3 separate regions of the Mus musculus genome follow, and all the other regions are linked to region 1. Evidence: chromatin loops called from intact Hi-C (ENCODE). Cell type or tissue: heart. All regions are shown on one strand.

Region 1 (2,500 bases):
TTTCTTGTTCTCATTGCATTGGACAGACATCGATGACTGTTCTCCAAATAACTGTTCCCATGGGGGCACCTGCCAGGATCTGGTGAATGGATTCAAGTGTGTGTGCCCGCCCCAGTGGACTGGCAAGACTTGTCAGTTAGGTAAGGAAACTCTCGTGACTGTAATTCTTTGCCAAGGTTGGCTGTGCTCCTCAGAGCTGTGAGGAGGGACGAGCATGTGGCCAGCAGTGTGTGCGTATCTGTATCCCATCATACGAAGTAATTTATTATCAGGGTCTAACGAGCCTGGGAGAAATACCTTGCATGCAAATGGCCTAGGGTTTTTAGGTCCTGTGGGAAAGCCCTGGGATTCCTTGAACCATGTCAATTGTCCCAGGAGTGTTCAGCTGGGTTCTAAACAGGGATGACCTCGTGAGGAACGAGCTGTCTGCATTCTTTTTGCCACATTTAAAGCCCAGCAACTGGATTGTGCTGGGTTTTGCACACAAGTGCCTGGTGGCTTGCTGTTTGTCAGCCAGCAGCCCAAAAGAAAGTTATCAATTAGCAACCCTTGATGGATAAAGGCTGGGAGAGGGTTCCAACGCTCCAAATAGAAGACACCTCCTATTTCTTATTTAGCTAGCTTGTTAAAATGTCTCATATTTCAGACCAGCACTATGGTGTTTTCATTTCAAGGGGACAGCAGTGGGGTGGGGGCAGTCCCCCATTTGTCACTGTTCATCCTTGCTGCTTTTCAGATGCAAATGAGTGCGAGGCCAAACCTTGTGTAAATGCCAGATCCTGTAAGAATCTGATTGCCAGCTACTACTGTGATTGCCTTCCTGGCTGGATGGGTCAGAACTGTGACATAAGTGAGTGACTTTGTTTTGATTTTCATGAAACTTGGGTGACAAGTCTTTTTTCCATTCATCCCCCTCCAACCCCTGCTCGGGTTCTGGGACTCTTTTCCCCTTACTTTGTGATGTTAAGGACGGAACCCACAGCTTCTTGATATAAGCTGTTTAAGCACCTTCCAGCTGAATAGAAGGAAAAACCTTATTAGGGGGAGGGGAAGGGAATGTTTTTGGAGAGGGAGGGGCCAGGCTAAAGCAGTAAGGAAAACATACAATTTATCAGGCTTGTTAGTTGCTAAAATTGGGCATATTCTGATAAGGTGATGAGAACAATGAGGTGAAGTTTCACTCCCTCGTCTGGGAGGATTAGGGAGGGTCCCCACCCTGTGGCATAGCCTTATCTCACCGGAAGCACAGGGAAATCTGATTGAAACTTTTATCAGTCTTGTACTTTTCAGGTGAACCCGAATTCAATGTCACGTGCCTCCTTAATGTGACGGCTTGTTTATTTTTTTCAGATATCAATGACTGCCTTGGCCAGTGTCAGAATGACGCCTCCTGTCGGGTACGTAAGTCATTGCTTGAACAGAAACCTTGTCATTGCTTGAACAGAAACCTTGCTTGACACATGACAACAATCTTTTAAGATTTATGTGACACGGGAGAGTCTTGCTCCTATGGGATTTAAAATGCTGGTGAGAAGCTGAGTCCCTCACCAACCCTAGCTTGTCAGGAGCCTCTTAAAGGCAGGCATTCGGAACCGCTAGTCTGGGCCCAGGCTTAGCACGAGGCCATTTCAGTGAATGGCCTGAACCACAGCAGTCTTGTCAAATCCCTGACGACGTCCTGGGTTCGTGGATACATAGATAAATATGTATGTGTTTCTCCCCCTTCTCTTCTCCCAGGATTTGGTTAATGGTTATCGCTGTATCTGTCCACCTGGCTATGCAGGCGATCACTGTGAGAGAGACATCGATGAGTGTGCTAGCAACCCCTGCTTGAATGGGGGTCACTGTCAGAATGAAATCAACAGATTCCAGTGTCTCTGTCCCACTGGTTTCTCTGGAAACCTCTGTCAGGTGAGCGGAGGCAAAAACTTCAGGTCACCAAGCTTTAGTGTTGAACCCTATTCTCCATCACCATTCTTTCCCCTCCTTGCCCCACTCTAGTTGTTTAGACCCCTGACACCAACTAGCACCCCACTGACTGGAGGATGTCTGCTAGACAAATGCTGTAGAAGGCAGAGTTGAATGATTTCTTATTGATTACTGTGGCCTGTTTGCTTGGCTGAGTGTCATCCCATAGCCCTGTTTTCTATGCTGTCACCGTGCCCTGGGCTTTAATGCTTTCCTGGGACCTGACGACCTTAAGGGTTACATGGGTGTATTCTGTATAGGGGGTCTCCTTGTGGAAGGGGTTGGAGCAATCAATTGTTTACTGCCCAGAGAAGTGATGATGACGCCTTTGTTTTCCTTTGATCTGCTCCTTCCCACTCTTGCCATATGGCAGCTGGACATCGATTACTGCGAGCCCAACCCTTGCCAGAATGGCGCCCAGTGCTACAATCGTGCCAGTGACTATTTCTGCAAGTGCCCCGAGGACTATGAGGGCAAGAACTGCTCACACCTGAAAGACCACTGCCGTACCACCACCTGCGAAGGTATCTCC
Region 2 (2,500 bases), 78 kb after region 1:
AAGTGGTGAGCACCATCTCCCCCACATTTGAGAAAGCAAAGCATCTTGAGTTGTCATTGCTGCTTTAGCACTTTTACAAAATGTCTAAAAGTTTAAGTTTTACAAATTGCCCATTCTTGGAAAAATAATCTCTGCTGATGCCACAGTATATTCACGAGAGGGCTTGCAGGCACTTGTTTGCATTATTGTCCTTTTTAAGGTTTTTTTTTTTTTTTTGCATGTGGATGAAAGCTTAGAAAATGTTTTGACTGAGTACATTATGGGGAGAAATATAAATAATAACCAAAGCTATTTAAACACATGTGTAAAAAGAAAACATATGCTTCCAACTAAGTTCTATGACAGACTAGGGAAATCCATTTCAATTCTTAAGTGGCTGTGAACAAAAACAATGTGTAAAAACTATGAATATTTAACAGAACAGGTAACTGAGCATATGCTGTGCTGGCTTACTATTCAGAAAACCACACAACTGACTATTTCTTCCTTTTTTCAGTTCTTCCCTTCTGTACCTTGAGAGTCAGAAACTGCCTATACACCCTCTGTCTGTGACTAGAGTATAGTACCATTCCTCCTGTGGGTGTGCACTCAGAGCTCTGCCGTAGAAGCTGACTCACATAAGGAATGATGAGAAATAGCGTATCTATCAAGGCCCTATGTTTGTTGAGATTTAGCAGTCACTGGACATATAGTCTTTTTTTTTTTTTTTAGAAAAATAGTGAAAATTAAGAGATGCAGCAGCTGCAGGGGATCATATAGGTGGTGTGCTGCAGCTGATTTGCAGTCTGTCCTGAAGATGCCGGGTTTGGGCTGAGGAAGGACTGGGCTCAGGGGAAACATGCTTCACTTCCAAAATTTATTTTAATTAGGAAATGGCTCTGTTTCCAATAGTCTAGGAAAATAAATACAAAACAAAATTCTACATGTACACATTTTTCACTCACAGGGACATCAGGGAGCAGAGCTCACAACAAGCCTGTGTCTGAAGAGCAAGGAGAAAGCTTTCTTTGGCAGGATCTCGTGTTGCATCAGGCACTAAGGGAAGGGAGGGAACATTTCTCAGACAGAGGGAAGAATAGGAAGAACTTGCTTGTTTTGGCCATGCTTGCCTTTTTCTTTTCTTGTGTGAACACCCATGGATTTTCTAACACGATGGCGATGTGCCCCATCCCCAAAGGCTGGAAAGGAGGAGGTGGGGAGGAAGCCTTGTACTCCTGCCTTGGCCATTCACACACCACACCTGGATGCCACAAAAGGATGAGCAGACAGACGCATGTGCACTTTGGCTGGAGACCTCAGCTAAGACTTCAGAGAAATATTCAACTGAAAAGCATAGTCATAGGGGAAAAAAACCCTTCAGACAGAAACCACAGAACTCAGGGAAATTTAATTTATCTTATGACATTTTCTAAAGGGCTGGGTTTCTTAGATGTTAACTAAAAGAAAAGGTTATATAGAATAGAGTAATAAGCAATAAAAAAAAATCCTACTGCTCCACACACATAAATGGACTGTTATCTATATAGCCAATTTATTGCAACAGATACTTTGGATTAGAAGATGGGCTATTTGGGTGTCTATTTTCTGTCTCAAGATGAGAGATGGGAGATATAAAGTTTAAAACAAAGATGCATATATTAATTCAAGCAGAACACTGATCCTGTACCTGGGTAATTTAAAAAGAACTATGCCTTAATAACAAGAGGGAATTTTTATTAAGAGAAAGGACAAGCAGACATGACTCTCCTTAAAGGAAACACAAGACAGCCTGTCATTAGACAGCTGTCCATCACATAGCTACTGGCATTTCACAGCTACATGACCTTTGGACAAGTTACACAACTCCAAGCCTGTTCTCAGCTTCGGGGAAAGAGTCAGGGATGATGTCTGCAGGCTGTAGTTATAGCTTAGCAGTGGGGCACTTGTGTAGTTGTAGAAAGCCTAGTTTTAATCCCCACCAATGGGAAGAAAAAGTGGCTAGAAATGCCCATTTCAGACACAACCGTGCTGGTGTCTGACCGGCTAACACTCAGTAATAGGCACTAAAAGGCAGATGCTAAAGGACTGCCAGAGGGGATGGGTAAGAGGAAAGCATTTTCTCTCCCTCTGTGCTAGGTGATTTTCCTACCCTGGAATCTTATACAGGGCAGGGTGTGGTTTTGGAAAATGAAAGGCTACTTCATGACTTGTAACTCACAGACCACCTCCACCTCTGCTGTGATGGAAGCAGACCAAAGGAAAGTCAAGAAGCAGGTGACCAATGAATAGCAACAATTCCTCTGCTTTTTCCAACACTTGTGTTCCTCCCCAGTATCTGACTGTACCAGGGCCCAGTCCTAAAATAGTGAGAGTTTTCCCACAGAAGTGGAAGCAGCATGGATAAAAGCTGAGAGGTGAGAATGCATTGTAATCTGGGGACTATAGCTTAGTTACAGTACAATGACAAACTGGTGATTAGTCAGGGGAACTCTTCAGGTGTGTTGGTCTAGGTCACTGGGGT
Region 3 (2,500 bases), 89 kb after region 1:
AAAACTGACACCAAATGAGTAATAAATCCTAGATCAATTCCCAACAACTCTGAAGCACTCTCAGAGTTCTTCAGGTCACCTCAAACCTGTTTCACTTGTTTCTCAGACATCACAGGTTGGTCTTTTAAATGCTTCATAATTACAACATAAACCAGGTTTTTGGCTGCTCTTTAGAGCAGCCATAGTGAGTTCCTTTCCTGCAAACACCCCTTAAATAGTATATAAAAAACCCTTGGTTTGACACATACACAGAAATTTCTACATAAAATACAAATACCAGTCTTCTCTCTCTTGATTTTTATTGTAACTAAAAGATGCATTTCTTTGTGGGATATAAAGATATCCATTTGCAGCTGAATGCCTTGGCACTGTTGACAGAACACAAAGGCAGCCTTGCCTCATACTGTCGCTCTAGCAATTAAATAATTTCTGCTTCACATGGAGGGTTCAACTATGACTGAGCTAGAAAATATGTGGAAGACACACAAGGCAACAGGGATTGCTAAAATTTGGCCATAAATACCCTATAAGGCTAGGACTAAAAATAGTAAGACAAAAATAGAGGCCATACACATGAAGCGTCTCACTATAGTACAGGCGTTCCTTCTGGGAAGCTGGTTTTAGGAATTAAAGACAGCAATGGGCAGAGTGGGAAAAGTCCCTAAGAACTGATGGTGCCAGACATGGTGAAGCAAATAGAGTTGTACAGGAGAAAACAGCCAGAGAAATCTGAGAGGTCGGCGAGAGGACGCAGGAAAACTCCATGACTGGGAGATAGACACTGCCTCTCAGGGCTAATGGGGCTTGTGCTAATAACTTCTGCAAGTTTACAGATGGGACCATTTCGGTTTGCCTCTTGAGTGCAAAGACTTCTTGAACTGGACTCAAATAAAACGTATGTTTAATATATTAACCCAGTCCTCTTTTCATACAAAGAATGCAATCAAAAAGGTTGTTTATGAAACTTCAATCATAAGGTGATCTAAAGGCTAAAACCAACAAAGCACTGACTGAACAATGTAAAGCAGTAACCTTTCTTTAACTCTCCTTTTAAAGCATGCACATAAAGTATTTCAGACTAGCTCTAATGTCAATGACGATGTATTTTGAAGAAACAGCCTAAAACAGAGATAGCGAAATATTGACTTTACTTTGAGAGGAATGCTCAACTTATTAGAATAAGCAGACCTCTTGCAGTAACCACCAAAGCACCTCTCTGCAGGTCCCACCATGCACCTCTGCTAAGTCATGCCTAACTGTTCTAGAGTAGGCACTAGTTGGAAGAGCACAGCACCTTGTGGCCCCTTGACAAGAAATCTCACCTCATGCTTTGCAGGGCATCTATCCAGAGCATTCCATATCAACTACTTCTTGATCAAAACTGCCTAAATACCAACACTAAAGGTCTACAGCTGAAGTAGTCAAACTGTGAAAGAGCATGGGAAAGTTGGAGTCTGGAATTAGAGATTTTAGAAGCTATCAGAAGCTACTGGGGTGAGGTCCCTTATGTGAAATATTAGGCACTTTGTTATAGTGAACTCACTAATTTGAATCATATAGACATGTGTAAGTGATCTAAAATCTGAGATTGAAGAAGGTAAATGGTGGAGAAAGATTCTGACCTGCTAAATAGAGAGTTTTCAAGAGGACAGCCCATAATCAACTTCCTTAGTGATAAAACAACCATACCAGTTCTTGTTTCCTCTTCTCAGCATTGGGTCACTGAGTATCCTTGCAAAATAATGACCACAAAGTACTACTGGTATTTCTATTTGATGGAAAATGTATTTTTAAAACTAATTTGTGGGTGGATAGATTAGTCTTAGTGAACTGAACTCACAAATACCATTCTCCATCCAACCGTTATTAGTCTTGTTATCATTCAATATTAGTACAACTGACTATTATTCACTTCTCGAAGAGTCATGGCAGCAGATAAATACTATGAAGGAAAAAAGGACCAGCATATTTTGAAAGTTTTAAAATTATATCTACTCATTTATTTCTGGTGTATATTAGTGTAGTTGTGTGGGCACATACAAGCTGTAGTGTATACGTGCAGGTCAGAACTAACATCTTGCAGGAGTTAGTTCTTTCGTTCTACCTTGTGTATCCTGGGGATACACATACTGTTGGGCAGTATGCACCTTTATACTCACAGAGCAATATAGCTAGTCTGTTTTGAAACTTTTGAACAGGGTATGCCTCACTATCTGTCCCTGATCTCTATAGAAGGAAAGAAATAATGTTTCTACACTATAGGAGCTCACAGAAGTATTGAAATCATAGGAGACTAAAGCCTTATCTGGTCAAACTCTCATTTTAAGAGGAAACTGAAGCTCCCAGGAAGGTCAAATATCATAGAATGAATTCTTAAAGTCAAGAGGTAGAAAGATAGTTAGAAACCCTAGAATAACTGTTGACTCCTCAGTAACTTAACTTTTTAAGGTTTTGACTTTGATGTGTGTGTGTGTGTGTGGTGTGTGTGTGTGTGTGTGTG

What was found. Hi-C counts contacts between places; a loop is a spot of excess contacts. Peaks named below come from ENCODE experiments on the same cell type or tissue, not always from the same donor. Only the 100,000 strongest peaks of a DNase experiment are listed, where the experiment ranks them.
Region 2: it touches region 1 in a loop (2.0-fold over the local background); 3 of 42 quality-filtered maps call a loop at or near these places.
Region 3: a loop joins it to region 1, with 2.2 times the contacts of the local background. A loop is called at or near these places in 4 of 42 quality-filtered maps.

What each region holds. Positions count from the first base shown.
Region 1 is chr2:137,090,847-137,093,346 of GRCm38, reverse strand. Jag1 (jagged 1) reads left to right here. Exons shown (of 26, transcript NM_013822.5): 9 at 27-140; 10 at 737-850; 11 at 1,351-1,397; 12 at 1,738-1,911; 13 at 2,342-2,492. Among named protein-coding and RNA genes, the nearest start is that of Jag1, 24 kb to the left of the region's middle. In heart, a CTCF peak has its summit at 1,382; no DNase peak of the experiment used is centred here.
Region 2 is chr2:137,012,687-137,015,186 of GRCm38, reverse strand. All of the region lies in intron 4 of Slx4ip (SLX4 interacting protein), which reads right to left. Among named protein-coding and RNA genes, the nearest start is that of Jag1, 100 kb to the left of the region's middle. In heart, no CTCF peak of the experiment used is centred here; a DNase peak (open chromatin) is centred at 1,166.
Region 3 is chr2:137,001,430-137,003,929 of GRCm38, reverse strand. The region is part of intron 3 of Slx4ip (SLX4 interacting protein); the gene reads right to left. Among named protein-coding and RNA genes, the nearest start is that of Slx4ip, 110 kb to the right of the region's middle. In heart, no CTCF peak of the experiment used is centred here; no DNase peak of the experiment used is centred here; H3K27ac peaks cover 539 bases.